2 separate regions of the Homo sapiens genome follow, and region 1 is linked to region 2. A link is a loop called in an ENCODE intact Hi-C map of the cell type or tissue named here. Cell type or tissue: GM12878. All regions are shown on one strand. Links, peaks and the distances in the headings refer to the core of each region. The heading gives the core; the rest is flanking DNA.

Evidence for each region. Hi-C counts contacts between places; a loop is a spot of excess contacts. Peaks named below come from ENCODE experiments on the same cell type or tissue, not always from the same donor. Only the 100,000 strongest peaks of a DNase experiment are listed, where the experiment ranks them.
Region 1: it touches region 2 in a loop (4-fold over the local background); 4 of 110 quality-filtered maps call a loop at or near these places.

The regions. Positions count from the first base shown.
Region 1 is chr12:1,509,912-1,526,458 of GRCh38, reverse strand. No RefSeq gene overlaps it. Among named protein-coding and RNA genes, the nearest start is that of LINC00942, 18 kb to the right of the region's middle. In GM12878, for the core only: a CTCF peak has its summit at 9,133 (motif pointing left); no DNase peak of the experiment used is centred there.
Region 2 is chr12:1,111,174-1,127,720 of GRCh38, reverse strand. It overlaps ERC1 (ELKS/RAB6-interacting/CAST family member 1), which reads right to left. Exons shown (of 19, transcript NM_178040.4): 6 at 15,423-15,506; 7 at 11,688-11,855. It overlaps LOC124902857 (a long non-coding RNA gene), which reads left to right. Exons shown (of 3, transcript XR_007063157.1): 2 at 10,099-10,155; 3 at 12,222-12,307. Among named protein-coding and RNA genes, the nearest start is that of ERC1, 130 kb to the right of the region's middle. RefSeq lists an enhancer at 11,122-12,321. In GM12878, for the core only: a CTCF peak has its summit at 9,545 (motif pointing left); a DNase peak (open chromatin) is centred at 9,513.

The DNA.
Region 1 (16,547 bases), core at 5,257-13,256, 400 kb before region 2:
TTTTTTTTTTTTTTTTTGAGACAGAGTCTTACTCTGTCACCCAGGCTGGAGTGCCGTGGCATGATCATGGCTGACTGCAGCCTCAACCTCCCATGCTCAAGCGATCCTCCCACCTCAGCCTCCTGAGTAGCTGGGACTACAGGCACATGCCACCATAGCTGGCTAATGTTCATATTTTTTGTAGAGACAGGGTTTTGCTATGTTTCCCAGGCTGGTCTCAAACCCCTGAGCTCAAGCGATTCTCTCACTTCGACCTCCCAAAGTGCTGGGATTACAGGTGTGCACCACTGTGAGTGGCTGATATGGTTTGGCTGTGTCCCAACCAAATTTCGTCTTGAATTCGCACGTGTTGTGGGAGGGACCCGGTGGGAGGTAATTAAATCATGGGGCAGGTCTTTCCGGTGCTGTTCTCCTGATAGTAAGTCCCATGAGATCTGATGGTTATTATAAGGGGAAGTTTTTCGGCACAAGCTCTCTTTTTGCCTGCTGCCAACCACGAAATATGTGACTTTGCTCCTCTGTGCCTTCTGCCATGACAGTGAGGCCTCCCTAGCCATGTGGAAGCGTAAGTCCAATTAAACCTCTTTCTTTTGTAAATTGCCCAGGCTCAGGTATGTCTTTATCAGCAGTGTGAAAACGGACAAATACAGTGGCCCTCTAGTTTTATCTTAATGAAGATTCATCAGAATGATGACAGCCTTACTCATCTCACTTGGAAGGCTCTCCTCTAGCCACCTCTCCCCAAAAGAGAAGTTAGTGCCCCTCCAGGGAGAAGACAGCATGGTTGCTGAGCAGGGCGCCAGGTCAGTCCTCAGAGGTGAACTTCAGACTCAACACCTGTGTGATCTTGAGCAAGACACTCATCTCTCTAAGCCTCGGTTTTCTCATCTAAAAGGTAGCAGTGGTAAGATCACCTATCTATGGCAATGTGAGAAGTCGAAGAACACACATAAAGAATCCAAGTACTGGCTGGGCATGGTGGTTCACGCCTGTAATCCCAGCACTTTGGGAGGCTGAGGCGGGCAGATCACTTGACCTCAGGAGTTCCAGAACAACCTAGGCAACATGGCAAAACCCTGACTCTACAAAAAACACAAAAATTAGGTGGGTGTTTTGGTGTGCACCTGTAGTCCCAGCTGCTCAGGAGGGTGAGGCAAGCGGATTACTTGAGCTCGGGAGGTCGAGGCTGCAGCGAGCCGTGATTATACACCACTGCACTCCAGCAGCCTGGGCGATAGAGTGAGACCCTGTCTAAAACAGACAGAAAAAAGGAATCCAGTACTATTTATTACACGTAGTATATGTTCAATCAGTATTAATAATTGCATTATTATGATTGAATAGACGTGACCTCATTTTCTGTTGTCCACTCTAATGGGATGCTCTATCCTTGAACTCCTCCCAAGAGAAGACAGAATCCTAAATTGTCCCTTTAATGAATTACTGCTTTACTAATACCTAGAATGAAGCAGTTGAAGGTGTCACTAAAAACTGGCAAAATCTGGAGACTCTAGCCAATTGCAATGGGAAGAGTTTCATCATTTCATCAGTACCACTCGTCAAGGTCCCATAAAGAGAAAATGGGGGCCGGGTGCGGTGGCTCACGCCTGTAATCCCAGCACTTTGAGAAACTGAGGTGGGAGGATTGCTTGAGGCCAGGAGTTCGAGACCAGCCTGGGCAACAAAGTGAGACCCCCCCCCCCCATCTCTTAAAAACAAGCAAACAAACAAAAGAATGGCGAGCAAATGGGAAAAACTAATGAATGTGATCCTGTTAATGAACTACTCAAATGCTTGACCAAAAAACAAGGCACTCTTTGGAATTATGATTGACAAGAAATACCATTTTCCCTTTGGAGACTCTAACATCCCCATATGCCTCCTTTTTCCCTCATCTCAACTTTGACTGAAGCCCTTTAATGCTTTCTATACTGAGGGACATTTCAGAGGAAACGGAGACAGGGTGCCTGCCCTCAAGGAGCTTTGTTCTTATAGTGGGGCCAGGACACAAGCAAATGGAAATGAAATGAACATCAGATGCCCAGGCCACATGCGTCTGGTGCCAGAGCCCCTGGCGGCTCAAGGCCATCAGGACTAAGGGTGGTGGCCGAGCTTCTCCTTCCCTCTCTCTTACTAAGGAGCTGGTTTCCCCTGGGGAAGGTCACTCCCCTTCTTGGATCCTCACCTGTAAAAAGCATGGGTCTAAATACTCCCCAAGAGTAAACAAAGCTATGATGGAGTCAAAGGGGAAATGGAGAAAGATGGAGGTTTGAGAGGAAGACAGTGAATCTGACTCCAAGACACTTACTTTTAAGGTCAAGGGGGCATTCAAGTGTTGACGGCAAGAAACAGGGAATGTAAGGAGCGTTAGAGGTCAGGGTGGCTGGAGGTGCAGTTTCAAAAAGTGAACTGATAAATACGAAGGCCAGAGGGCAAGGCGAGAGAGATGGCGGAGTGAGCAACCTGTGTAGACAGGGCCCACAAGTTTAGGAAGAGGAGAGCGCAGACTGGAGGGTGCAGCAGGGAGCCCTCGGGTCGAGTGATGTGTGCTCCACAATAAGAGAGCCACAGTAAGACACGCACAAAGGCAGAGAGAGGCAAAGCCAGGAGCATTGGCCGTTCCTGTTGGTAGAGGGGGCTGGGAGCAAGGAAGAGAGGGCGGCAGGAACTCAGCAGGGGGCTGGCATTCCAGAGCGAGAGCAGCCCCTTCTTCCTTCCTCTCCAGAGACTGTTAGGACGACAGAAAATGCAGATACCGAAGGAGAGGCCAGCCAGGAAAGGGAGAAAGGATGGCCACAAGCTCCCACAAGGACACTAAAGTGGCCTCTCCAGCTGTCAGGGGAGGCTGACCCCTCCCACGTGGCTGCCCAGGGTGGGAGGCACACCTGTGCCAGGTGACCAGAGGGTGTCTCAAAGTTGTTCACTCACAGACAGCTCCTGGAGGGGCTTCCTAGTGCAGTGAGGGTTGAGTCCCTGGTTTATCGGAATCTCCTGGGAAAGAATGTTTAAAGTCCAGTTTCCAAGGCTGTGCCTCTGGTCTGTGACTTCTAAGGCTCCACAGGTCATTCTGATCCTGAACTCAGCCAGGGATCCCAAAGGCCCAGCGTCCAGTGAGCTTTCGGGAGGAGAGAGGCTTGCTGACAGGTACAGGGTAGCCCAGAAGAGCCGTGGCACCCCCTGCCCCAGGCCCAGGAAACACATCACTTAAGTTCCCTGGGACCGCATTGCAGTGGAGGGCGGCAGAGGGGCTGGCGAGAACTGGAGTCTTTGAGGTCTTCCGCCATCCTGGCTTCTTCCTGCTTGGTCTTGCCAGGGACCAGGTGTGCACACCCTGAGCTGAGACTGGGTCCTAGGTTCCGCCATCATGTTAGCTTTTGCTAAATGGTACTAACAAGGATGATAAAGGAAACCCACAGGTAATCCAGACATCTCAAGGAAGTAATGGTTTGTCTCCTGACCCACGATTATTATCAAAAGCATTTATAGGCCGGGCGCAGTGGCTCACACCTGTAATCCCAGCACTTTGAGAGGCCGAGGCTGGCGGATCACCTGAGGTCAGGAGTTCGAGACCAGCCTGACCAACATGGAGAAACCCTGCCTCTACTAAAAATACAAAATTAGCCGGGCGTGGTGGCGCCTTCCTGTAATCCCAGCTACTCGAGAGGCTGAGGCAGGAGAATCACTTGAACTGGGGGGCAGAGGTTGTGGTGAGCTGAGATAGCACCACTGCACTCCAGCCTGGGCAACAAGAGTGAAACTCTGTCTTGAAAAAAAAAAAGCATTTATAAACTATTGAATTCCACCCTATGAGCTGTGATCTTTGCTAGAATGTCTTATCTGAAGCACTTGTTTGGCTTCAGGAAAAAATGATTGTATCACCAGAGACAAACAGTAATAAGTGAAAATGCATCATTGTAATGGACAATTGTTTAACAATTGAAGTTTTTAAATATTCAAATGTTAAGCTTAAAGCATTTAGCCTGGCACTCTTCCTTTCTCTCTGATATTTTTCACTCTATGTATTTAAACAATTGGCCCTCCCTATTTGTGGGTCCCACGTTCACAGAGTCAACCAACCTCAGATTGACAATATTTTTATTTTTTTAATTTATTTTTTTGAGACACAATCTCGCTCTGTTGCCCAGGCTGGAGTGCAGTGGCACAATCTTTGCTCACTGCAGCCTCCACCTCCTGGGTTCAAGTGATTCTCTTGCCTCAGCCTCCTGAGTAGCTATGATCACAGGTGTGCGCCACCACAACCAGCTAATTTTCGTGGTTTTTTTTTTTTTTTTTTGAGACAGAGTCTCACTCTGTTGCGCAGGCTGGACTGCAATCTTGGCACAACCTCCGCCTCCTGGGTTCAAGCAATTCTCCCGCCTCAGCCTCCCAAGTAGCTGGGACTACAAGCGCACACCACAACGCCCGACTAATTTTTTGTATTTTCAGCAGAGACGGGGTTTCACTGTGTTGCCCAGGCTGGTCTCTAACTCCTGAGCTGAGGCAATCTGCCCGCCTTGGCCTCCCAAAGTGCTGGGATTACAGGCGTGAGCCACCACGCCCAGCCTAAGTTTTGTATTTTTTTAGTAGGGATGGGATTTCACCATGTTGACCAGGCTGGTCGTGAACTCCTGAGCTCAAGTGATCCACCTGCCTCGGCCTCCCAAAGTGCTAGGATTATAGGCATGAGCCACTGCACCCAGCCTGAAAATGTTTTTAAGAAATAAAAAATAATAATGCAACAACAAAAAATAATATAAACAAAAAGCAATACAGTGTAACAACTACTTATATCACATTTACATTGTATTGGGTATTATAAGTAATCTAGAGATGATTTAAAGTATTTGGGAGGATGTGTGTAGGTTATATGCAAATACTATCCCATTTTATATTAGGGACTTGAGCATTCATAGATTTTGATAGATTTTGATATCATGAGGGTCCTGGAACCAATCCCCCAGGGGGTACCCAGAGACAACTGTACAAGCATCTGGGTCCTAATACATAACTAACATTAGCATCCTTTGTTAATTGTTGAGGTTCCTGAGTATGTTGGTCAATGAAATGGTTCATAGAAAATAGCAGTCACTGCCAGGCTTGGTGACTCACGCCTGTAATCCCAGCACTTTGGGAGGCCAAGGTGGGTGGATCATGGGGTCAAGAGATCGAGACCATCCTCACCAACATGGTGAAACTTCATCTCTACTAAAAATAAAAAAAAAAAATTAGCCGGGCCTGACGGTGCACGCCTGTAGTCCCAGCTACTCCGGAGGCTGAGGCAGGAGGCAGAGGTTGCAGTGAGCTGAGATCGCGCCACTGCACTCCAGCCTGGCGACAGAGCGAGACTCCATTTAAAAATAAAATAATAATAATAAAAAAGCAGTCAGCTTTAATGCTAATTAGACCCTAACATTCCTCCATTCCTAGAAGTCCTCTCCAAGACTTCATGCATTGGCCATAATAAAGAAGGTGAGGGCCAGCCATGGTGGCTCATGCTTTTAGTCCCAGCTACTTAGGAGGCTGAGGCAGGAGGATCACTTGAGCCCGGGAGATGAAGGCTGCAGTGAGCTATGATCATGCCACTGCACTGCAGCCAGGTGACAGAGCGAGACTCTATCTCTAAAAAGACGTAATAAATAAATAAAGAGGATGATATAGACAAAGGTGATTACCGAAGAGATGGAAATTATATCCAGTGACTTTTTGCATTTCATGTTTCAAATTATGAGCCTTGAACGCCTTTGTGTTCTGACAGAAGAATGAACAGATAAATACCGTAGGTCTGTATAGGCTTAGAAAGGTATTGGAGGTGCTGATTTTCGTGCCCCAAACCTGAGTCGATAGGAGAGTAACAGATAAGGAGAGAACAGGGCAAGAAGGAACTAGCCTGGGAGAGAGAAGCACCATCTAGTCACTTTGTCCTCCTGCAAAGTACTGATGATCTCTTGTACACGCATACTCCTATGTCCCCCTCCCCTCAGCTTTTTTTTTTTTTTTTTTTTTTTTTGAGGCAGGGTCTCACTCTGTTACAGCCCAGGCTGGAGTGCAGTGGCATGATCTTGGCTCACTGCAACCTCTGTCTCCTGGGTTCAAGTGATTCTCGTGCCTCAGCCTCCCAAACTGCTGGGATTACAAATATGCACCACCACACCTGGCTAATTTTTTGTGTTTTTAGTAGAGACTGGGTTTCACCATGTTTCACCATGTTGGCTAGGCTGGTCTCGAACTCTTGGCCTCAACTGATCTGCCTGCCCTCAACCTCCCAAAGTGTTGGGATTACAGGTGTGAGCCACTGTGCCCAGGCCCTCTTCCCCCACTTTTAATTTTCCTTTTGCCTTTCTTGTAGCTTGATAACATGACCTGTATCCCCACCTGCCTGTTTTATTCTTGGGCTGACATTTGTGGTGCATTTTAAGCTGGAATTTCTGGAAACAGAAAGCTACAAGATCCACAGCAAAAGCTACAAAATGCAGTGGTGGAATTTCAGGCACCAGGGCATCGCACGGAGGAGACATTCCAGGGCCCCAGAGTGGGTGGGGAAGCTGCTGAGATCCTGAGAGCCTTCCAGTACCTTCAGACCCCACCACCCTGGCAGCAGCCTGCCCAGAGTCCACTCCCTTGGGCGACTCTGCTTAGGGCTCCCCCATCATCTAGCCGGTGGCAGGCAGCCAGGAGCTACTCGCCTTCTTTAATTTAAATGTACATCTGGGTTTGCAGTAAGTTACAGGGACAAGGGTCTCCAGGAGTGGACCAGGGAAGGCCCTGCCCAGGTAACCAAGCCCATGTCAAGCAATCCACAGTCCTCAGGATTCTTCCTCCATGGGTGGGGTTTTGATTGTGTGTTTTAAAGATGCCTTCATTGTAACAATTAAAGGATCAGAATAAATCTGACCACAATCAGTACTTTAAAACCTTCTTGCTTTGCACTTAGAGAACCCTTGGCATGGCCCTGCTTGCCACAGTGACTGACAACAGTGACCCAGACAGACAGAGGACACTCACTCGCTACAAATGCTGAGCACATAAATATTTACTTAGGCACAAGCAATGGCCTGAGTGCCTTTTATGCGGTGGGGAGACAGGAATGAATCATGCAGGTTGGCAGCTGGAACAAGACGGGGAGAGGAAGGGGAGTCTCTTCTCTGGGGAGCAGCTGTCTTAAGAGCTGCCAGAAATAGGAGAGGGAGGACTGGAGCTGGGGGAACTTGAACATGGAGAGCCCTGAGAGGATGCGAGAGAGGACGACCGGTGGGCAGCCCTGGGAGGACCCCACCTCTGCCTGGGAGGAGCCTCAGGCTGTTGTCTGCCAGCCAGTGCCAAGGGCTGGAGGGGCCCCGGCGGAGTCTCACCACTGTTTGGAACGAAGAGTAGTAGAATCCCAGCCCTGCTCCCAGAGGGCGGAGGACGGGAGGCAGGGACGAGCACACCTGGTGAGGCGGGGTTCACCACGGGGCCCCACGGAACTGCCAGGGGCCTGCAGTTCTGCCCTACCCAGTCCTGGGCTCCAGAAGCCATCTGCCAAGACGGTGGGCTGGGTGTGCACCGTGCTGCAGGGGTGTGTCTTCTCCCACGCCAGGAGCACCGTCACCCCTGTTCACACCCCGCCCCCAGCCTAGACCTGGTTTTTCCTACAAATCCCCACCGAGACGTTATCTTCCATCTCACTGGGGTCAAGGAGTGGCTGACTGCCCGGTAGCAACAAAGGACGTTTTGAGCCGCGGAATCCACAGGTATCAACTTGGATCCTGGGGCTGGGAACGGAAGTCCCAACACCAGGTAGGGGGTAGCCCGTGGACATGCAGGAGGCAGCCCCAGAACCAGGGAGGGGGCGGCACCAGGACAAGGTGGGGGCAGCCCAGTGTGCATCCCTTCCTGTCTAACCCTTCGTCACTCGGCTGGTCCACCAACAAGAACTGCTTAACCTGGGGCTGATTCTGTGACTCCCCATTTGACCACTTCTCTGCCCTAGAGGGCAGCTGAGAGAGAAGGAAGGAAGGAAGTAGATTCTCTTTGGTCCTTGTTCCCGGCTTGGGTAAGAGAAAGGAGGTGTTCGCTCCTCCTGAGCCAGGCCCTGGCCACCCCCTTTCTGCTGTCCCTCAGTAGACACCTGCACTGTGATCCTAGGCATGGTGGCTGTGGTGGAGGTGGAGGTGACGGGGTCATGGGAGGGAACATCTCCAGCACAATGCAGCTTTAAAACCACTGCCTCTGCAGCACGGACTCTGGAGTCCAGCTCCCAGGAAAAGCTTCAGATTAGGATATTTCTATTGTTACTACATGTAGGCACTTTGTCAGTTGCACTGTAGCTTTTCTATACTGTACTGGCATGGGGTGTGAGGAAGTTACGTGCAGGGACAGCAGCTCCCACCCAGGACTAACTTCTGCAGGAGAATTATGATAGCATCAGGAAAACAACAGTCATAATCCATTCTAATTGAGAGGTTATGGTGTACTAAGGAATTTAATCCTTACAGCAACACGATGAGGTTGACTCTGTTATCCCATTTCACAGATGAGAAAACTGAGGCTTAAAGAGGCCAAATTACCTCCCACAATCACACAACTAGCAGGAGTCCAGGTCAGGCTTCACACCCAGTTGTAGAAAAGCCTGTCGGGAGAGAAATCGGGAGACCCTTGCTGCTGTTTAGGCCAAATTCTGCCTCCACCTACCACAAACTGGGAATTGGTTCTTTATTCCTACTTTTCAGAGCCTACCTTCCTACAATTACTCAGGACAGGAAATCTACCATGCTGGCCCTAATTCTATAAATAGTGGAAGAGGATGCATTGGCTGGAAAGCTTGAGAGAAATGTATAAGACGAAGTGCTTTTTATTTAATCTGTTCAAGTTCACAGTGAGGCAGGAAACCAATTTTCCCCAAACTGAGAACTGAGGAAAGGGCCATCCTTTGATTCTTACCTCCCTTTCTCACCCCTGTGGCCAGAGAGGTGTTGCTTTTAATAAAGCAATTTCCAGGTGGTGCTTGGAACTCCACAGAACAAAAACCCACGAGAAATGGCTTGGGGGGTGGGGGCTGCCATTTCCTTCATTTTTCTCTGTTTTCCTTTACTTCCACCAAGCTAGAGATCACAAAACAAGCCAGAGACCCCACCAAATCCCAGGGTGGGGAGCTCCCCCTAGTGGCCCAGTGGGTCCCCCTGTAGACCCCCCTGGGGTCTTGACGAAAGAAGGGAAAGGAGCAGATGTTTGAACAAGTCTAGAGTCTTGTATAAGAGAGAATGATCCACTCCTGGGCATACACCCAAAGAATAGGGCAGGGACTCAAAGAGATATTTGTACAGCCATCCATAACAACGTTATTCACAGTGGCCAAACAATCCAAGTGTCCATCAGTGGATGAGTGCATAAACAAAAATGTGGTATAACCACACAATGAAATATTATTCAGTCTTAAAAAGGAATGAAATTCTGCCACAGGCCACAACATGGATGATCCTGAGACATTATGCTAAGTGAAGTAGTCAGACACCCAAGGACAAAAACTGCATAATTCTACTTATATGAGGTACTCAGAGTAGTCAAACTCAGAGATACAGAAAGTAGAATGGTGGTGGCCGAAGACCTGGGGGAGAAGGGAATGGAGAGTTATGGTTTAATAGATACAGAATTCCAGTTGGGGATGATTAAAAATTTGGGAGCTGGTGGTTGCACAACAATATGTGTATACTTAATGCCACTGAATTATACACTTAAAAATTGCTAACATGCTAATTTTATGTTATGTATCTTTTATCAAACACAAAAAATAAAAATAAAAAAGAGAAAATAGTTCCACCAATTTTTGTGGAAAAAGCACATCTTTTTCCAGGTTTCTAGAAATTTTGCCAAATCACTCAATTTAGGTTGAAATTCTGTGTATTTAGTCTCAGCCTAGAATGAAATCTAGGGTAAATATTGTATTGAAATTTATTTCATTTAGGAGAATAAAATGTGGTCTTAGACTGGGCGTGGTGGCTAACACCTGTAATTCCAGCAATTTGGGAAATTTGGGAGGCAAAGGTGGGTGCATCACTTGAGAGCAGGAGTTCGAGACCAGCCTGGCCAACATGGTGAAACCCTGTCTCTACTAAAAATACAAAAAAAAAAAAAAAAAAAAAAAATTTAGCCTGGTATGGTGGCATGCACCTGTAGTCCCAGCTAGCTACTTGGAGGGTGAGGCAGGAGAATTGCTTAAAACTGGAAGTCAGAGGCTGCAGTGAGCCAAGGTCACACCACTGCACTCTAGCCTGGGCAAGAGAGCAAGACTCTGTCTCAAAAAAAAAAAAAAAAAAAAGAGTCTTAGGGAAGGATAGACAGGTCAATGGAACAGAATAGAAAACCCAGAAACAGGCCTACACAAATAATGCCCAACTGATTTTTGTCAAAGGTGCAAAAGAAAATCAATGGAGGAAAAATTGTCTTTTCAACAAATGATGCTGAAGCAATTATACATCCATAGATTAAAAATATGAATCTCAATCTAAACCTCACATTTTATACAAAAATTAATTTAAAATGCATCATAGATTTAAATGTAAAATATGAAACTATAAACTTTTAGAAAACCAGGGGAAAATCTTTAGGACCCAGGGCTAAATAAAGAGTTCTTAGACTTAATACCAAAAGTATGATCCATAAAAGGAAAAAAATCAATAAAGAAAAAAGCCCTGTTAAGAGGATGAAAAGACAGGTTACAGACTAGGAGAAAATGTTTTCAAACTATATCTGACAAAAGTTTATATCTAGAAAATAAGAACTCTCAAGACACAACAGTAAAAAAAAAAAAAAAAAAAAGAAAAAAAGAAAATGGGCAAAAAACATGAATAGGTATTTCACTAAAGAGGATATATGGATTGCAAATAGGCACACAAAAGGACATTCATTGTTAACCACTGGAGAAATGGAAATTTGAAATCACAGTGAGATATCATTACACATCTATTAGAACAACTCAAATAAAAATAGTGACAACACCAAATGCTGGCGAGGATGTGAGGAAACTGTATCTTTCATATATTGCTAGTGGAAATGTAAAATGGTTCAGCCACTGAGGAAAACAATTTGGCAGTTTCTTAAAAAACAGTTTCTAAACATAGACTTACTATATGATCAATTAATTGCACACCTGGGCATTTACCCCAGAGAAATGACAACTTATGCTTACACAAAAATCTATACTTAAAAGTTCATAGCAGTTCTATTTGTAATAAGTGAAAACTGGAAAAAGCCCAGATGTCCTTCAGTGGGTGAATGGTTAAACAAACTCTGGTACATCCATATCATGGAATACTACTGAGCACAAAAAAGAAAGAAAGAAAGAAAAAAACTATTGATACACGCAACAATTTGGATGGATCTCAAGGGCATTATGCTGAGAAAAGCCAGTCTCCAAAGGTTACTGGATGAAAGATACTCTGTATGATTTTTGTAACTTCCTGTGAATCTATAAGCATTTCAGAAACAACAAAGACTGGGATAAAACCCACTGCAACTCTGCAAGACAAGGAAGAGAAGGGAAGTAAGCTTATGAAGAATTTGCCCTGTGCCAGGAGGTCCAGGATGTCCAGGACACGGGCCAGGCAGTCTGCATGGGTCATCTCATTTGATTCCTTCAGAGCCCTGTGAAGTTATGCAGCATCCCATATTACAGACAAGGAGATCAAGGCCTCAAGTGTTATAATTGTGTTTCAAACCAAGTCTGTCTGACCCTAAAGCCTCCTCTCTTTTAGGGAGTCGAAGTGTATATGAACTTTTGAAGCTAAGTAGTCACGTCAAAGAAAAATAAGTTTTGCGTTGTCTGCCAAAGTTACCACCATCTCAGAAGTGAGCCTGTGCACTTTATTTCGATCAGTCATCATTGATTGAATGGTTCATCTCCAGTTTATTCTGTTTGATATCATCCACACAAGCTAATCACAACAAAGCCCTGCCTTCTGATAGTTTATGTCTTTCCTTAAATGCCACTTTTGTTATGTCACTCTCTAGCCAAAAAATCTAGGTAACTATTTTTTCTTTTATTGATACATAGTATTTTATATGTTTATGGAGTATATGTGAGTGTTTGTTACATGGACAGAATGTGTAACGATCAAGTCAGGGTGTTTGGGGTATTTATCCCCTTGAGTATATATCATTTCTATGTGTTGGTGTCATTTCAAGTCCTTTCTTCTACTTCGAAATATATATAATATTGTTGCTAGTCACCCTATTCTGCATCAAACATGAGAACTTATTTCTTCTCTTTTTTTTTTTTTTTGAGACAGAGTCTCGCTCTGTTGCCCAGGCCGGACTGCAGTGGCGCCATCTCGGCTCACTGCAAGCTCCGCCTCCTGGGTTCACACCATTCTCCTGCCTCAGCCTCCCAAGTAGCTGGGACTACAGGCACCCACCACCACGCCCGGCTAATTTTTTGTATTTGTTTTAGTAGAGACGGGGTTTCACCGTGTTAGCCAGGATGGTCTCGATCTCCTGACCTCTGGTGATCCACCCACATCAGCCTCTCAAAGTCCTGGGATTACAGGTGTGAGCCACCGCGCCCGGCCTTATTTCTTCTATCTAACTATATGTTAGTACCTATTAAACAACCTCTCTTCATCTCCACTTCCACCGACCCACCCTGCCCATTCTCTGGTACCTATCAATTCTACTCTGTATGTCCATGAGATCAAGTTTGCTAGCTCCCACAAATGAGTGAAAACATGCGTTACTTATCTTTCTATACCTGGCACATTTCACTTAACATAATGACCTCCAGTTCCATCCATATGGCTGCAAATGACACGATTTCATTCTCTTTTTATGTCCAAATAGTATTCCATCGTGTGTATATATGACATTTTTTAATTCATTCATCTGTTAATGGACATATAGCTTGTTTCCTTACCTTTGCTATTGTGACTAGTGCTGCAATAAACATGTGAGTGAAGGTATCCCTTTGATATACTGATTTCTTTTCCTTTGGCTAAATACCCAGTAGTGGCATTGCTGAATCGAATGGTAAATCTATTTTTAGTTGAGAAATCTCCATACTACTTTCCGTAGTGGTTGTACTAATTTACATTCCCTCCAGCAATGTTTAAGAGTTCACTTTTTTTCCACATCCTCCTTAGCATCTGTTATTTTTTTACTTTTTGATAATAGCCATTCTAACTGGGGTGAGATGATATCTCTTTGTAGTTTTGGTTTACATTTCCCTGATTGTTGGTGATATTAAGCATTTTTTCATATACCTGTTGGCCATTGTATGTCTTTTGAGAAATGTCTATTCACCTCCTTTGCCCATTTTTTAAAATTATTTTATTTTATTATTATTACTTTTTAAGACAGAGTCTCGCTCTTGTCGCCCAGGCTGGAGTGCAGTGGCACGATCTCGGCTCACTGCAACCTCCGCCTCCCGGGTTCAAGCGATTTTCCTGCCTCAGCCTCCTACGTAGCTGGGATTACAGGCGTGGTGTGCCATATGGTCTATCCTGGAAAATGTTCCACTTACCGATGAGAAGAAGGTGTATTCTGCAGTTATTGCATAAATGTTCTGTAAATATCTTTAGGTCTATTTAGCCAAAAGTCCAGCTTAAATCTGATGTTTCTTTTTAAATTTTCTCTCTAGATGATCTGTCAAGTGCTGAGAGTGGGGTATCAAAGTCCCCCACTATTATTGCATTGGAGTCTATCTCTCTCATTAGATCTAGTAATATTTGCTTTATGACTCTGGGTGCTCTAGTGTCAGATGCATATATATTTAGAATTGTTATATCCTCTTGCTGGATTGATCCCTTTATCATTATATAATGACTTTCTTTGCCTTTTTTTTTTACTGTTTTTGACTTAATGTCTGTCTTATCTGATATAAGTGTAGCTACTTCAGCTTGCTTTTGGTTTCCATTTGCATAGAATATCTTTTTCCATCCCCTTACTTGCAGTCTTTATGTGTCTTTACAGGTAAAGTGTGTTTTTTGTAGGCAGCATACAGTTGGATCATTTAAAAAATCCATTCAGCCAATCTATACCTTTAAGCAGAGAATTTAATGTATTTACCTTCAAGGTTATTATTGATATGTGAGGTTTTGTTCCTGTCATATTGTTAGTTGTTTTCTGGTTGTTTTATATGTTCTTTGTTCCTTTTTCTTTTATTGTTTGTCCTTATCGTTGATGGTTTTCTGCAGTGACACCCACCACTTGAGTCTTTTCTCTTTCTCATTTGTGTGTTTGTTTACCGGTGAGTTTTATATTTTTATGTGTTTTCATGATGGTAACTGTTGTCCTTTGCTTCCAAGTGTAGTGCTCCTTTGAGCATTTCTTGTAAGGTTGACCTAGTGGTGATGAATTCCCTCAGTTATTGTTTGTCTGAAAAAGACTTTATTTATCTTTCATTTATGAAGGGTAATTTTGCTAGATATAGTATCCTCTGGTGGCATTACTTTCCTTTTTTCTTTTTCTTTTTTTTTTTTGAGACAGGGTCTCACTACGTCGCCCAGGCTGGAGTGCAGTGGTGCGATCTCGGCTCACTGAAACCTTCACCTCCCGGGTTCAAGCCATTCTCCTGCCTCAGCCTCCTGAGCAGCGGGGATTACAGGTGTGCACCACCATGCCCTTCTAATTTTTTTATATTTTTAGTAGCGACAGGGTTTCACCATATTGGCCAGGCTGGTTTTGAACTCCTGACCTCAAGTGATCCGCCTGCCTCAGCCTCCCAGAGTGCATGCTCAACATCTCTAATCATCGGGGAAATGCAAATTGAAAACACAATGAGACATCACCTCACACCTGTGAGAATGGCTATTATCAAAAAGACAAATGATAATTATTAGTGAGGCTGTGGAGAAAAGGGAACCCTTGTACACTGTCGATGGGAATGTAGGTTAGTACAGCCATTCTGGAAAACAGTATGAAGGTTCCTCAAAAAGATAAAAATGGAATTACCATATGATCTAGCCATCCCATTTCTGGGTATATATCCAGAGGAATTGATATGTTGCAGAGATATCTGCACTCCCACATTCATTTCAGCATTATTCACAATTGCCAAAATATAGAAGTCATCTAAGTGTCCATCAGTGGATGACTGGATAAAGAAAATGTGGTATATACACAATGGAGTACTACTCAGCCTTTAAAAAGAAGGAAATTCTGTCATTTGTGACAACATGGATGGAACCAGAGGGCATTATGCTAACTGAAATAAGCCAGGGACAGAACGACAATACTGTGTCATCTCACTTACATATGGAATCTAAAGAATTGATCTCATAGAAACAGAGAGTCGCAGGGCTGGGAATATGAGGGGGAGGGATGGGGAAAGGGAAGAGGTTGATTAAAGGATATGAAGTTTCAGTTAGACTGGAGGAACAAGTATTGGTGACTGTTCTGCACAGTGACCTCAGTTAATAATAATGCATTGTATATTTCAAATTGCTAAAAATAGATATTTAATGTTCTAACCACACAAAAAATGATGTTAGTGAGGTGAGGGAGTGTTATTCAGATTGATTGAATCTTTCTATAATGTACAGATAGATCAAAATATCTCATTGCACCCCATAAATATGTACAATTATTATTTGTCAATTAAAAATAAGTAAAAACAATCTTAAAAAGGAACTGAAGTCTCTAGCACACAGTAGGCACTCAATACAGGCTTGTCGAATAAGTTCATTATGAACCTATCACATATGGCCTTTTATTCGCATTCAATGTGTATTTATGAATTAGTTTTACCTTTCTAACCAGAGGCTAAGTTCCTTGGCTCACACTGTTTTATATTCTCAACAGCCCTTAGCCCAAATTGTTAAATGATTTTAAAACAGCCGCTAATAATGAGAGCTCATTCTCGCTCTGCAGCTGAGTATCCATTCTCACTGCAGTCATCTACGTGGATGACCTTGCTTTAGACACAGTCACTGCTGGGGTGCTGGTGGCCTTGGGGTCCAGCTGCCACTGACTTTCTCCTTGTTCCTTCTCTGCTTTTGTGGAGAAGTTTGAGTTGCCAAGGTCCCAAGACACACAATCTCTCAGCCATAGCGCATCCATCCACCTCCCTCCTCAGTATTTCCTTTAGCAATTATAACCTTCCTTAGGGGGCTGACTTGGCTCCTTCAGTTTCAAGCCTGCATCTGGAATGAACTCTGACACCAGAGCTCACAGCCCTGGTCATCCGTCTCTGGGGATGAGCAAATCAGGAAGGAGCATGGAAAGCGTAACTGAAGAAGAATGGGTTAGAGGCCGGGGAAGGGGCTGAGGCTGTTGCCATGGGTGGGCCTGACCTCACGGCCTTTCATAAATCACATTCACTGGACTGAGGCTTGAGAGAGACACGCCAGAGGGAGGAAGGTGTTTGGGAAACTCACATGACTGTGGAGAATGAGCTTGTGTCAGAGACAGTGAGTGGGAAAAGCTGCCTCTCCTTTCCGTTACCCAGGTTCTCTGAGCCAGCATCACCGAGCTCTGGGGACCCTCCTGAGCCGGTTAGACCTTGAGGGCATCTGCTCAAGGGGGGTCTTCAGAGGGGTGTTCTGAGTGTTCTTGAGCCTTGGAGCACAGGAGTCGGGCTG
Region 2 (16,547 bases), core at 5,686-13,685:
AGAAACACAGAGGGTGATTTTTATATTCATACATGTTTTCAATTTATATTAATGTTACATACCTCAACCTGTTTTTTACTTTTAAAAAACGGGATGGATGCTGTTTTTTAAACAACACACTACTTGTAACAAGTACTGTAAAGTGAGCCGAGACTGCGCCATCGCACTCAAGCCTGGGCAACAAGAGTAAAACTCCGTCTCAAAAAAAAAAAAAAGTAAACATAGATAGTACTTATATCTATCCCTGCTTCTGCATCACTGCTTTTGACTTTTGTACAGTATTCCATGGTACATATCCACAATACTTTATTTATCCAACCCCCTAGTAATAAACACTTATGCTGCTTTTAATTCCTTCTTCCCACAAATAATACTGTGGTGAACATCCTTATACATGTCCTTTTGTGGACCAGCAGGAAAGTTTTTCTGGGAAATATACCAAGGAATGGGATTACTGAAACCACCTACGTCATTTGTGTTACTGTTTGCCCAAATCCTCACAAGCACTGAATGTTATCTCACATTCTAATTTTTATCAATTTGATGAACAAAATATAGTATTTCATCATCTTTGAAATTTGCATTTCTTTATTTACTAGTAAGATTGATGATATCATGGCATAGTTGTTAACCACTTAGGTTTCTTTATCTGTTAATTGTCTATTCAAATCCTTCCCTCTCCCTATAGTCTCTATTGATTTTTGAGGTTTTTTTTTTTTTTTTTTTTTTTTTTTGAGACAGAATCTCACTCTGTCGCCAGGCTGGAGTGCAGTGGCATGATCTCAGCTCACTGCAACCTCCGCCTCCTGGGTTCAAGCAATTCTCCTGCCTCAGCCTCCTGAGTAGCTGGGACTACAGGCACGTGCCACCACGCCCAGCTAATTTTTTTATTTTTAGTAGAGACGGGGTTTCACCATGTTGGCCAGAATGGTGTCGATCTCTTGACCTCATGATCCGCCCGCTTCAGCCTCCCAAAGGGCTGGGATTACAGGCGTGAGCCACCACACCTAGCCTCAAGCATCTCTTTTTTATTCTTTATCTGAATCCTTACTATTTTAAGAGGCTCTAAAAAAACTCTTCTCCCAATCTCATCTGTTAGCTTTGCCAATGGTTTTCTTTCTTGAACAGAAATGCTTAAATTTGATGGAGACATTTAAGTTATCTTACCCAATATATTCCTACTAAACATTTTTATTGATTAGCTTTATAGTTTCTCTTTAACACTGAGGTCTTTAATCCATCTAGAGTTCACTGTTTCATCTAGCATGAAGTAGGTGGCCAACTTTATTCTCCATATGGTATGTCAGTTTTCTCATACTTGCTTAATTTTGCACTAGTTTATGACTGACTATCTCTCCACATAAATGTTTCTGATTTCACACTCCCTGTTCTTTTCATATCTGCTCCTTCCTGTGCTAGTTACCGCACTGTTCTGAGGTGCACTGTTTGGTTTCGTTTGGTTTATGACTCTGTATTTTCATGTCTCACAGGGCAGGGTTCTCCCATCTTCTCTTCTCTTTTTGTTTAATGTTAGAATAGCTTTATTCATCCATATACATTTTTAAAAATTTAATAGAGGTAAGATATACAGACATAAAATTTGCTATCTCAATCATTTTAAGTCTACAGTTCAGTAGTGTTGAGTATATTCACACTGTTGTGCAACCAATCTCCAGAACTCATTTCACCTTACAAAACTAAAATTCTATACCCATTAAACTCCACATTCTCTCCTTCCCAGCCGCTGGTAACCACCTTTCTACTTTCTGTCTCCATGAATTTGACTCTAGGTATGACAAGTGGAATCATATGTAGTATTTGTCTTTTTGTAACTCCTCCTTACAAAATTTAAAATAAAATGAATTCCTAAAAAATACTGTTTGTTTTTTTTGTTTGTTTTGTTTTGAGACGGAGTCTCGCTCTTGTCACCCAGACTGGAGTGCAGTGGTGCGATCTCAGCTCACTGTAACCTCCGCCTCCTGGGTTCAAGTGATTCTCCTGCCTCAGCCTTCCGAGTAGCTGAGATTACAGGTGCGCACCACCGTGCCCAGCTAATTTTGTATTTTTAGTAGAGACGGGTTTTCACTATGTTGGCCAGGCTGGTCTTGAACTCCTGACCTCAGATAATCCACCTGCCTCAGCCTCCCAAAGTGCTGGGATTATAGGCGTGAGCCACCGTGCCCGGCCGACTGCTTGGTGTTTTAATTGGAAATGCAGAAGAATATATACATTAACTTCAGGAAAACTGATATCCCTGCAGGATTAAATTATACCATCTATTGACATGGAGTATCTTTTAATTTATTTATTTTTCCTCATATCCTTGGGTAGAGTATTAGGCTTTCTTGTTTTTTCTTGGGGAGTGGGGAACAACTTGAGGATGAAAATGACTATTTTTAAATATTTGATAGAAAATATCAAATATTGGGCTGGGCGCGGTGGCTCATGCCTGTAATCCCAGCACTCTGGGAGGCCAAGGTGGGCAGATCATAAGGTCAGGAGATTGAGACCAGCCTGGCTAACACAGTGAAACCCCATTTCTACTAAAAATACAAAAAATTAGCTGGGCGTGGTGGCATGCACCTGTAGTCCCAGCTAGTTGGGAGGCTGGGACAGGAGAATCACATGAACTTGAGAGGTGGAGGTTGCAGTGAGCCAAGATTGTGCCACTGCACTCCGGCCTAGGCGAAAGAGCAAGAATCTGTCTCCAAAAAAAAAAAGAAAGAAAATATCAAATATTTTCTCCTCGAAAGCCATCTGGGCCTTAGGATTTGGGAGGGAAAAAGGGATGAGGTTGATTACCATTTCAATTTCTATAACGACTGTTGTTCATGTTTTCTCTTATCTCTTGAACTTCTTCTGTCATTTTATATTTTTCCAGAAACTTATTTCTTCTTGTTTTTCAAGCTTATTCGAATATAATTGTTTAGAGTTGTCTTATATTATTTTTAAACTCTGTAGTACTAGTAGTTACTTCTCCTTTATCATCTGTAAGAGCTGTTCCTGTCCTATTAACCTTTTTCAAATAACTACCTCTTGGTGTTGTTTTATTCTCTATTAATTTCTCACCTTATATTTATTATTCTTTATTGTTTTTGGATTAACTGTTTTTTCTAAGTTTCCTGATTTGAACACCTAGATTACTTGCTTTTCTTTCTTATTTTCTGATAAATATGTTAAAAACTAGCTATTTCCCTCTAAATACTGCTTTAGTTACACCCCACAGATTTTTTTCTAATTATGTTCCACAAATTTTTATATAGAGAGCTTTCACTGCCACTCATTTTTAAATGTTTATATTTTTCCTTTAACCCACAGGTCATTTTGGTAGTATGTTTCAAGATTATATACTTATTTTGGTTTTCTGCTGCTGTTCTTTACTACCTTTATTACTACTTTACTATCTTTACTCCTGATTTCTAATTTTGCTGCATTAGGAGTGCAAAGTCATGTGACTTTGACTCTTGGGAATTTTAAAGTTTCCTTTATGACCCAGTACATGGTTAGTTTTTACGACTGTTCAGTAAGTTCTTGAAAATATTGTTTATTCTCTATGTTAGGACAAAATTCTATATACACATCTATGAACTTGAGCTTGTTAATGTTATTAAAACTTTATGTTGATGCTTCTTTATTTGATCAAATTCTGACAGGAGCACATCCAAATGACCAACTACAATTGTTGATTTATCTGTTTCACCTCATTGCTGCTATATATACATTTATTTGTTTACTTATAGACAGAATCTTGCGCTGTCACCCAGGGGTATGATCTTAGCTCACTGCAACCTCTACCTCCTGGGTTCAAGCAATTCTCCTGCCTCAGGCTCTCAAGTAGCTGAAAACTACAGGTGCGTGCCACCACGCCCAGCTCATTTTTGTATTTTCAGTAGAGACAGGGTTTCACTATGTTGGCCAGGCTGGTCTCGAACTCCTGAACTCAGGTGATCCACCCGCCTCAGCCTCCCAAAGTGCTGGGATTACAGGCGTGGGCTGCCGCGCCCGGCCCGCTTTATGTATTTAAATGCCATGCTGTTAGGTGCATCGATCGGCACGGTTATATTTTCTTGATCTACTGTTTCTTTTATCAGCATATAACATTGCTCTGTGTGCCTTAAAAGATAATTTAATCAATATTAAAATAAATCATATTTGGGAAGGCCTATTTTCCTGATATAACTTTTATTTTTAAATTTTTTTCTATCTCTGTATTTTTAACTTTGCTGTTACTTTTTGTCTGTTTAACTCTTGTTGACAGTATCTTTCTGTATCTTTTTAGCCCAACTGAGATTTATATTTTCATTTTGATCTAAGTACTTATTTGTATTTATTGACTTTCCCATGATTTGTACTTATCTCAGCCTTCTTTTTCATGGTGTCCACATGCTATCACATTTCTTTCTCTCCCCTCCCCATTCTTCTCTATTCTCCACTGGGTAAACTGGGTTTTACTCTGACGGTTTGAAACTTATACATTCCATTTTGATTTTTCTAGCGTATTAAGAGCCATACTTATGCTTGTATTTTCTTAAGCTTATCATTATCTTCTTAAGTAACTGTATTTTCTTAAGCTTATCATTATCTTCTTAAGTAACTTAATGTAACTTCTTAAGCTTATCAGTATCTACATCTTCCCACAAACAAGACATTACCCCATCACCACCGTAAGCAGTGCCATCTCACCAGCTGGAGCTGGGGGAGTGGTTGTGGCAGGAAGCAAGCCTCCCAGATCAGAACGCCTCTGGCATGATCATCTGTACCGCTGCTAGAACAAATGCTCTGCCCCAGGTATAGAGAGGATGCTGAAAGGGGAAGGAGCACTCCAAAGCCAGTCTACCTTCACAAGCAGACTTGAATATCATACCAGTGTCACCCTGCAGCACCCACCCCCAACCCCTACCCCATAACTCAACAACCCACATACAACAGTGAGAGAAACACACTCATCTGAAAAAGATTCTAAGCCCTATCTCTTTTCATAGCACCCAGTCCTCTTTTACTCTGAGCAGCTGTTTCAGAGATTTAGATAGATATATACAGATATATCAATAGGCAGAGATAGAGATAGAGATAGAGATAGAGATAGAGATAGAGACACAGATAGAGATAGAGATAGAGACACAGATAGAGATAGAGATAGAGATAGAGACACAGATAGAGATAGAGATAGAGACACAGATAGAGATAGAGATAGAGATAGAGACACAGATAGAGATAGAGATAGAGATAGAGATAGAGATAGAGACACAGATAGAGATAGAGATAGAGATAGAGATAGAGACACAGATAGAGATAGAGATAGAGATAGAGACACAGATAGAGATAGAGATAGAGATAGAGATAGAGACACAGATAGAGATAGAGATAGAGATAGAGACACAGATAGAGATAGAGATAGAGATAGAGATAGAGACACAGATAGAGATAGAGATAGAGATAGAGACACAGATAGAGATAGAGATAGAGATAGAGATAGAGACACAGATAGAGATAGAGATAGAGATAGAGATAGAGACACAGATAGAGATAGAGATAGAGATAGAGATAGAGACACAGATAGAGATAGAGATAGAGATAGAGATAGAGATAGAGACACAGATAGAGATAGAGATAGAGATAGAGATAGAGACACAGATAGAGATAGAGATATAGAGATAGAGATAGAGATAGATAGATAGAGATAGAGATAGATAGAGATAGAGATAGAGATAGATAGAGATAGAGATAGAGATAGAGATAGAGACACAGATAGAGATAGAGATAGAGATAGAGATAGAGATAGATAGAGACACAGATAGAGATAGAGATAGAGATAGAGATAGAGATAGAGATAGAGACACAGATAGAGATAGAGATAGAGATAGAGATAGAGATAGAGATAGATAGAGATAGAGACACAGATAGAGATAGAGATAGAGATAGAGATAGAGATAGAGATAGATAGAGATAGAGATAGATAGAGATAGAGATAGAGATAGATAGAGATAGAGATAGAGATAGAGATAGAGACACAGATAGAGATAGAGATAGAGATAGAGATAGATAGAGATAGAGATAGAGATAGAGATAGAGATAGAGATCATCAGCCTTTGTTTCATTTGCCACTGTATCCCCAGTGCTCAGAAGGGTTCTCAGCAGGTACTCCCAAAACCGTGTTGAATGAAGAGATCAATCAATACATCTTTCTCTTCTTTCACAATCTCGTCACAAAAGATGCCTATCTCTTTCTGAGGCTATGTAATTCCATCAACCTAAATCCTTTTCTCCTCTCTACCAACATGAATTGTTTCTTCTTCTCCCCATCTTTCTTTGTGGCTAGTCCTCAACCTACCAATCAAACAAGAGTCATGGTCGTCTATGCACATCATAATTAGCGAAGTCAGAAATGATGAATTCCAGTCCCAAAACTAATACCAAGTAGTTGTATAGGCCTTCAGCATGTCACTATATTCTCTCTGCACAGGGAGGAATTGCAGCGTTATGATCAAGAACGCAAGTTTGCGGGTTTGAATCGATCGGGCACTAGGTCATGTAACCTCAGTCTCTCTAAGTTTTAACTCCCCATCTGTAAAATGTTACAACAATTCTTATTTCTTAGAAGGTTACTCTAAGAATTAACTGGGAAAATGAAAGTATACAAACCCTCCATGGTACAAGACTCAGGTTAGATATTATCATACATATTCTTTAAATTACGGAAAGACTGGATGATCTCTAAAAATGCCCTCTAGTTCTAAGAATGTATTACTAACTCTTAGTATGCTGAAGAAGTCAGAACTGGGCTGGGACTGCAAGCAGAGGGTGCACGTCAAACAACAGCATCCTAGCTCTAGTGCCTAGTGCCAAAACATCCTAGAGCAAGGGCAGGTCCTCACCTTGTGCTAGATGCTGATCTCCTGAGCACCTCCGAAAAAAAGAACCACTTCCTCTTACTATTACTAAGATATAGATTATATTCCTTACCTATAATAAACAGAATTCCAAAACACAATTTCCTGGAGAAGGGGAAAAACCTGTACTACTTTGAAGCAGTAAGGTGTACATTATTTTGGCTTATTGATACAATCAGCTCTGCTCTGCACATTGAGAATTCATCCTGAAAATACATTTAATGGTAGGTCCCTAGTATAGCATCACAATTTTGGAACAAGAAAAGAACTTTAATTCTTGAGAATACTGTAAATGATATATCAAAAGTCCCAGTGTTACTAGTGAGAGTAGCCTCAAGTGCCAGTCAAAAGTGGTATGCTAATAAGCAGTTCACAAAATTCTCAATTATAAAAGCAAAACAACAATAATTATCTTGTCTAACCCATGCCATTACTATGAAGAGCAAATAAAACAATAAAGATCAAATCAAATCAAAGTGCTATAAACTGTAAGGTGTTTCGAAATTTTTTAACCCACTGAATTTAAATTTCCCTCCATGGCTGGACACAGTGGCTCCTGCCTATAATTCTTGTGCTTTGGGGGCTGAGGCAGGAGGACTGCTTGAAGCCAGGAGTTCAAGAACATCCTGGGCAACATAGTGAGACCCTGTCTCTACAAAAAATACAAATTAAAAAATCAGCCAGGAGAGGTGGCCTGCATCTGTAGTCCTAGCTACTCAAGATGCTGAAGTGGGAGGATCACCTGAGCCCAGAAGTTCAAGGTTACAGTGAGCTATGATCAAGGCACTGCACTACAGCCTGAATGACAAAGTGAAACCTTGTCGCAAAAAAAAAATAATAAATTAATAAAAAAATGTCCCTCCATATTCAGATGAGAACAGAATTAAACACCTAGTCATAAAAACCTTAGGAAGTTGTTATTATCATTATCCTCATTTTATAGATGAGGAAATGGAGGCTTAAAGAAGTAAAGTAACTCCTGAATGGATGCGGTGGCTCACACCTGTAATCCCAGCACTTTGGGTGGCTGAGGAGGACAGATCACCTGAGGTCGGGAGTTCGAGACCAGCCTGACCAACAGGGAGAAACCCCATCTCTACTAAAAATACAGAATTAGCCAGGTGTGGTGGCACATGCCTATAATCCCAGCTACTCGGGAGGCTGTGGCAGGAGAATCGCTTGAACCCAGGAGGCGAGGTTGTGGTGAGCCAAGATTGTGCTATTGCACTCCAGCCTGGGCAACAAGAGCAAAACTCCATCTCACACACACACACACACACACACACACACACACACACACACACACACACACACACACAAAGAAGAAGTAAAGTAACTCCTCTAAGGTCACACAACTAGTAAAGGTAGAGGGCTGGTTTTCAAGCCTATGTCTGACACCAAAGACCATGCTTTTAACCACTATATTACTAAATCCAGACCACCTCTGTGAAAGTCATCAGATTAAAAGAGATGGTTACAAAACGGGAGCGATTCCATATATACTGTACCTTGTATAACACCAGAGGGCCTTAGTCCATGTACCCTGAATAGGGAAAAAAAAAACAAAAAAAACAAAACAAAACAAAAAACAAACAGATCTTTTCACATGTAACTGTTTTCCTTAAAGGATTTTTAAAATTTTTTAAACTCCAGGCTAGGCACAGTGGCTCACGCCTGTAATCCGAGCACTTTGGGAGGCAGAGGCAGGAGGATTGCTTGAGCTCAGGAGTCCCAGACCAGCCTAGGCAACACAGTGAGACTCTGTCTCTGCAAAAAGTTTTAAAAATTAGCCAGGTGTGGTGGCACATGCCTATAAGTCTTGGCTACTCAGGAGGCTGAGGCAGGAGAAGCGTTTGATCCCAGGAGTTCCAGGCTGCAATGAGCTATTAATATAATCATGCCACTGCACTCCAGCTTGGGTGACAGAGTAAGATTCTATCTCTAAAAATAAAAATGAAAGAAAAACTCCATGCTCCATGTTCTTTTTTCATATATACTTAATTTAGTAATCCGAGTGTTAGATCGAAGTCTGGGATAGCTGCAGAAAAGATGAAATCAACTAAGAGCAAATTATAGAAACACATGAAAACTTTCAAAGAGCTGGTATAAACTGCCTTTTACTGGGCTCTAACACTGGCAAGTTACATTGGAAAAGGTGACTCTTGTCAAGTGCCACCAGAGTAATTTTTTAAGCAATGCTAATAAATAGACATATTACATTCTTAAAATCATCCCAAATTCCAAAGAAAGTTAGCTTTCATTCTTTTATCTTTTATGATGAGATGGTTCTATTTGCGCAGTGGCCCTAGTAACTTACAGAAATAATCACTGAGACTCAGCTACTCCTGCAATGGCTAAAAACTAAAAACCATTCATGAATGACAATAAATACAATCTATTCTCTATGGTACAAGAAACCAATCACAAGCCCATCTGGGTGAGACCTGGCTAATAAGAATATTATTTGAGGGGGGTACAAAGAGAAGCATGGATTGCCAAGGGGGAAAAGTCATTTATTAGACTGTGACAAGCTTTTAAATGTTTGCATTATCATTAACCAACTGCTTGGTTCTCTGGTTTGTACACCTGCCACCTCCATCCAAAGCTATTACAGTAGCAAACTTGGAAGTGCGGCTGACCTCTAGAACACTGGCACCCTCTTCTGACCCTTTTGCTGTATTGCATGCACTCAAGCTACTGAAGTGAAAAACGATTAATAAAGCTATTACATTTTAAAATAACTTAAAGAGTGTAATTGGATTGTTTGTAACTCAAAGGATACACGATTGAGGGGATGGATACCGCCATTCTCCATAATTTATTTTCACATTGTATGCCTGTATTAAATATCTCACATACCCCATAAATATATATACCTACTATGCACCCACAAAAAATTTTTAAAATAAAGCTATAAATGAATAACTTTGCAGGTAACATTATCTAGATGATTTCATATTTATAATTCCCTGAATAAACCTAAGTTTAGCTTAATAAAAGTAAGAAAATGCAGATCATCTAAATACTATGTTCTCTTAACATCTCAACAGTATATGCATTAGTTGATTTTATTAGAAGAATTATAAAATGATAACAATGACGAATGTACAAAGACTTTACTATGTGCCAGACACTGGCAGTAAATAAACGAGTTTAATTCTAACAACAAACTTATGAGTTAAGCACTACTATTCTCTTCACCTTACAGACGTGAAAAGTGAAGTGTAAGGAAGTTGAATACGTTCCCAGGATCACGCGACTCATAGTAAGTGGTAAAGATGGAAGTCCAAACTCAGTAAACATGACTCTAGAGCCAAAGCCTTAGCCACTACTGCATCTCATGATTTTATACCCAAATATCTCTGTGAGGTAGAATGGAGCTGACATCATAACAAAATGAAACATAACTAAAATAGAAAAAGTGTAAGTTATAAGAAAAATGACAAACATGTCAGCTAAAATCTCCCATTTTTAACAAAGCCCCAAATTGTACAGATAAAAATATTACATGAAACAGTTTAGGTTCCTTCTTCATTCTTCCTTATTGGAAGATTCTTGTCTTCTAAGACTATGAGGTTTTTATTCTTTCTTTTCCTCCTCATTCCTTTTTTCCACCAAATTATGTTCTTATTTTTCTTTAAAGAAAAAAAGCTAATCTACATCATATGCTTTATGTTTCTTCTATAAAGCAAAACTACTTATCTATTCTTAAATTATCTATTTCACTGCAACCTTTAAAAAATATTTATATTAAGACAGTAAATCCACATGGTATCATCAACTCTTTCTCTTCGATCATTGAAAGTAAGATAGATAAGAATCGATCTGGGATTATTTAGCAAATACACTAAATATCTATCTGAAGTCATATACCTATCTGAAGATGGTGGATACCTAACTGAAGTCATAGCCAATAGTCTAGATCATCTTCCAAGATTTTGAAAAACACTGCCCGGGCATGGTGGCTCATGCCTGTAATCCCAGCACTTTGGGAGGCAGAGGCGGGCGGATCAAGAGGTCAGGAGTTCGAGACCAGCCTGGCCAATATGGTGAAACCCCATCTCCACTAAAAATACAAAAATTAGCCAGGCTTGGTGGCATGCGCCTATAATCCCAGCTACTCAGGAGGCTGAGGCAGGAGAATCACCTGAATCCAGGAGGCGGAGGTAGTGGTGAGCCAAGATCACGCCAAGCCAAGATCACACCACTGCACTCCAGCCTGGGCAACAGAGCGAGAGGCCATCTCAAAAAAAAAAAAAAAATTCTAAAAACACTAACTTTATTTTCAAACAGGATATGAAGACACATTGTCTAATAATCTGTGGTTTAAAATTAGACTATCTAGAACTTTAACAGATTCCAGTTTCCTATATACAGTTATTCATAATATCACAACTTAAAGACACTTAAATGTACTCCAAACACAGTGTAACCAAGCTCATTGTCATTCATGACTAGAAAATTCACCAGGGGTTGAACTGAAGCTTCTAAATCAATGATTTCTCTTTTACAATTATCCTTTTATTTTTAATACTGTCAGAGTATACTTTGAAGTACAGACTTGGCAAAAGTTTAAAGAATTAAAAACATAAACTGCACCTGTTTTAACTTGTTAGATCTAAGAACAACTGAAATAAGATGGTTACATTTTAGCACAGTGACTGATCACGCTGCTGAAGAATTAATCATAACATTACTCATATTTCCCAATTCTAAACATAACAAAAACAGCACAGGTAACGCTTATGAAAAGGTGCCAAGAAACCAACTCCCCACAAATCCCAGAATTGTTTCTACCTCAGTCTGCAGGATGGCAGCCCTCTGCTCCTTAGCAGTCAAGGACTCCTTCAACACTTCAATGTGCTGTTTACTATCTGAGAACTGGTTTGTGAGTGTTTCTAGCTTTGTCTGCAGGGCGAGTAGTTCTGTGTCCTTTCTGGACAGCTCCTGTTTCACCTGGCCAATCTAGAAAAGAAGTAAAACACTTTAAGGAAAAAAGAAATAAAACAAACACCTCTTATCTGTATCTTTCACAGATCTGAGTCACAAAATATGAAACTAAATGCAGCACGAACTGTGTGATAGGTCATATTCATCTTTTTGCATGACATAACCTTGGATCTCCCCAACCCTGAGCCAAAAAAAACCACTAAACTTATTCAACCAATAGGGAAATGTCCAGTTTTCATTTATTGTGTCTTCTAAATATTCTTTGAAACCTCTTAGAAAGGGAATGGAGGGAAAGGAAATTCCAATTCAATTAGATGACTATGAGACAGCAGTAAGCAACTGAACACCACTGTACTGATGAAATGGTTTTCATTTTTCTAGGTGAGACCTCTTCAGAACATGATGGATCAAATGCAGGATGAGTGCAGATATAACAAAAAAGGTTTTAGAAACCTCCTAGTACTATTTAAAATTCAAAATCTGCTGCTGTTGTGCTAATTTTTCACTGTTATCTTTTTCATTCTCAAAAGTTTGCATAAAATTCTTATCTTAAAAAGCCACTTTTAATGTTATACATAACATGGTTTTGTAAAATCCTATAATTTGATGTTATGTGTATTGATTAATTTCTCTCTTAACATTGAAAGTATTTTCTTTCTAACACCTTCTTTACATTCCTGTTTTCTAAGAATTTTAAAAATAGTTTTTTACCCTAAATGGAAGCCATGTAAACAGAAATTACATCTCCTTTTAAATTATGTCTACCACCTAACAAGGAACTAAAAAAGATACTAATTATTGGAAGTATACATTTGACAAGTCAGTAATTTCGGTGTCACTGATGAAACAAAAAGTTATCTTTTCATTTTCAAAAACTTGAATGTATCTAAAGTATTGTAATTGTAATAATCTTAGGTATAAGGGATAAAGCTTTTGAGAACAATTTCCCATGAAGAAATAAATTTCACATTAATTAAAATTAGACCTTTGAGGAACACCAAAAATAAATTTCCAATTTAGCCTTCTGTTTCAAAAAAGATTAAGTATTTTTCTCATATGCATAAAATCTCTTTTTAGAGATATAGTTATTCATTCATTCAACAAATATTTCTGTATGCTTATTGTATACAAAGTACCTGAGGATACTAAAAACATCAGTGGAAGATAATTTTAAACGGTGGCTATATTCATCCTGCAAAATAGTATGTACCCAAGAGTTAGCACACACTGTAACAACGTGGAGTCTTTTATGATATCCCTTCACCAATAAAAACAACCCATTAACACTATTCCATTCCCTAACACACTGATTGTAACAAAAACACATTTGTTGTATGAATGAATATTTTGGGGGATGTTCAAAGTGTTACCATTTTCTCAGCTAAAGAACTATGACTAAGATTATTCAAATTTCCAGCTACCTCCAATCACGTGGTCAAAAATAAATATAAAAATCTGTTTCGTCATCATCTGCATTATTAAGTAAGCTTCAAATAATGCTATATTGACCTTAAAGACTAAGAAAGAAAAGAAAATATTTTAAATGAAAAGCAGGGTTTAGGCCGGGTGCAGTGGCTCACGCCTGTAATCATTGCACTTTGGAAGGCCGAGGCGGGTGGATCACAAGGTCAGGAGATCAAGACCATCCTGGCCAACATAGTGAAACCCATCTCTACTAAAAATACAAAAATCAGCTGGGCATGGTGGCGCATGCCTGTAATCCCAGCTACTCAGGAGGCTGAGGCAGGAGAATCGCTTGAACCAGGGAGTCAGAGGTTGCAGTGAGCCGAGATCTCGCCACTGCACTCCAGCCTGGCGACAGAGAAAGACTCTGTCTCAAAAAAATAAAGAAAAAGAAAAAAAGAAAAGAAAAGCAGAGTTTAGAAGCACAAATTTTCCTTAAAGACTGAGAAGGGAAGACATTATAAAGGGGAAGCAAATATAATACAAAGCTTAGGAGCACAAGGCTTTGCAGACATTCACCTATCAGAACTAAGCTAGCTATGTGTCCCTGAATAATTACTTTCCTAATCAGTTTCCTAATTAGTAATAAGGAGAAATTATACGAATGCCACTGTACTGTTTATGGATTCAGTAAAATAAAGCGTGAAATGTGCTTAGCCTGTTGTCTGACTCAATGCAGAAATTACTAATAGTAGCTATTTTAAAAAGGAAGTTATTGATCAACCTTCCCTCTAGCCAATATATGGTTTCCATAAACCAAATTAGACCCTTTCCACCAAAATATTTCCCTTTTTAATATATACTATAAAGTGGACCATAAATAGCAAATCTACAAAAGTAGCCCAAGTTTGGTTTTTTAAATGCTGTATTTTTTTATTCCAGTCTTAGCCACAATTATTTTCAGAAGCAGTTTTTGCTGACACTTTGACAAATGTGTGCACAGCCTAGTATAGGTCAGTAAAGAACTTGTAAGCAGTATGTGGAAGAAGACTGCCTGTATAAAACCAAATCCTGCCTCTTACTAGCTGTGTTTTCCTAGGCACCATTCTGTTACCTCAGTTTCCTCGTCTATAATTTGGAGTTGATAATATGTCTAACTCAGCACGTTATAAAATGTTTACAGTAAGTGTGCAAGTGTTAGCTACTTTATTATTCAGCCATCCCTCGGTATCCATGGGTCCATGGGGGACTGGTTCCAAGACACACCTTGGATACCAAAATTAATGAAGGCTGAAGTCCCTGATATAAAATGATGTAGAATTTGCATATAACCTATGCACATCCTCCAGTATAGTTTAAATCATCTCTAGATTACTTGTAATACGTAATACAATGTAAATATTTACAATGTAAATAGTTGTCATACTGTATTGCTTAGGGAATAATGACATGGGAAAAAAGCCTGTACATGTTCAGCACAGACACAACATCCATTTTTTTACCCTGAAAATAAAAAACAGTTGGTTAAACACACAGATGCAAATCCACAGATATGGAGGGCCAACTGTATTTATTTTATTATTATGTTCTGAATTGAAATTTTAAGTTCATTAGAATATTGAACTAGATTTAGATACCTGAAATAAGTCTCTTAGTAATTTCAATTTACTAGATAAATACTTTCTATACATCTGTCCTAAAGAAAGTAACATTTGTGGCAAAATCACTCACTGGAGACTTAAAGATAATGTCTACATAAGGTAAAGCACTTTGCTCAAGAGTTTCAAATTCAAATAAACTCTAGGTGATAGGCCTAGAACAACTGCATATATTCTTGTACCTAGGAAGAAAAGAAGGCCGCCATTCATATAAACCAACAATAAAGGGTTGAGAAAGAAACAGGCTTTGAAATACCATCCACAGAGTGACAAAAGCAACAATAAAGTACCAGGTACAAGGCTTCCAGAACACGTGAAGGCTCACTGCACACAAAGTGACATGTGGGTCAAACTAGTGAACAGGAGTCAGTTAAAGAGCAGAGCAGGCTGGTTAGTGCTAGTAATGGGCAAAGCTGCCAACCATAGAGAATGAAAGGGTAAGCCACCCAGAAGCCATAGAGCTAGCAGGGTCCCACTGTGGGACCACTGCACACAAAGAGGTAAATCTTACGGCAAAGACCTCAGCCTGAAGACCAGCCGCTTTCTTTTTCAGCTCCTCCCATTGAGCCTCTTTCGAACTTAGTTCCTCCTTCAGTTGTTCTACCTGTCACGACATTATTATTCTTTTTCACTTATGTGTCAACTTAGGTCTTCTTCTTGTCTACTTTTGAGGCAGAATGGTAACTAGAAATAACAATAACTTATATAATACAATCAAATCTGTTCCCCTCATTCCCTCTTCAAAGAGCCATAGGTAGTTTCTAAGTTCACAGGTTTTTTCCCCCCACAGTGGACTGGAATGTGCTAATCAACAAATGAAAAACATAAACACAGAGATCATACGGCACTATGTCTTGTTCTCAAATCAGGGTGAAAAATCCAAACTAATAGAAAGTTGGTTATGTGAGGCCAGGCGCAGCAGCTCACACCTATGATTATATCCCAGCACCGTGGGAGGCCAAGGCAGGAGGATCACTTGAGGTCAGGAGTTCGAGACCTGCCTGGCCATCATAGTGAAACCCGTCTCTACTAAAACTACAAAAATTAACTGGGCATGGTGGTGGGCGCCTGTAATCCCAGCTACTCAGCAGACTGAAGCTTGAACCCTGGAGACGGAGGCTGCAGTGAACCGAGATCACGCCACTGCACTCCAGCCTGGTCGACAAAGCATACCTCCGACTCAAAAAAAAAGAAAAAGAAAAAAAAAAAAAGTTGGGTATGTGAGTTTTTAATTTCTAAAACTGAAATGAAAGTAGTAGAAATAATTAATAATAGAGTCTGGAGGTAGCAGAGGAATATTCTGTAGACTTATATGCCAGGTATGGGCACCATGGCAAGAAGCCAGAAACTGGAGGGGAAGTGATGTTATCATTCCTTCACACTACTGGGATGTTGCGGGTTTCATTTCTAAGAACCTGGAGAATACAACTGGGAAATAAAGGGGGAAAACACTTATTTTCTGGCTTAAACTTTATAATTACAATCATAATGTTTAATGAAACCACAACAAAACTGGTAAATTGATAATTGTGATAAACTAAATCCTCCAACTTGCCTAAATAGTTTACAGAATCAAACTAAATGACTTTGGATACAAGGAAGGAACATTGTGACTGATGATAAACACAGACTGATAGGTCTTGGT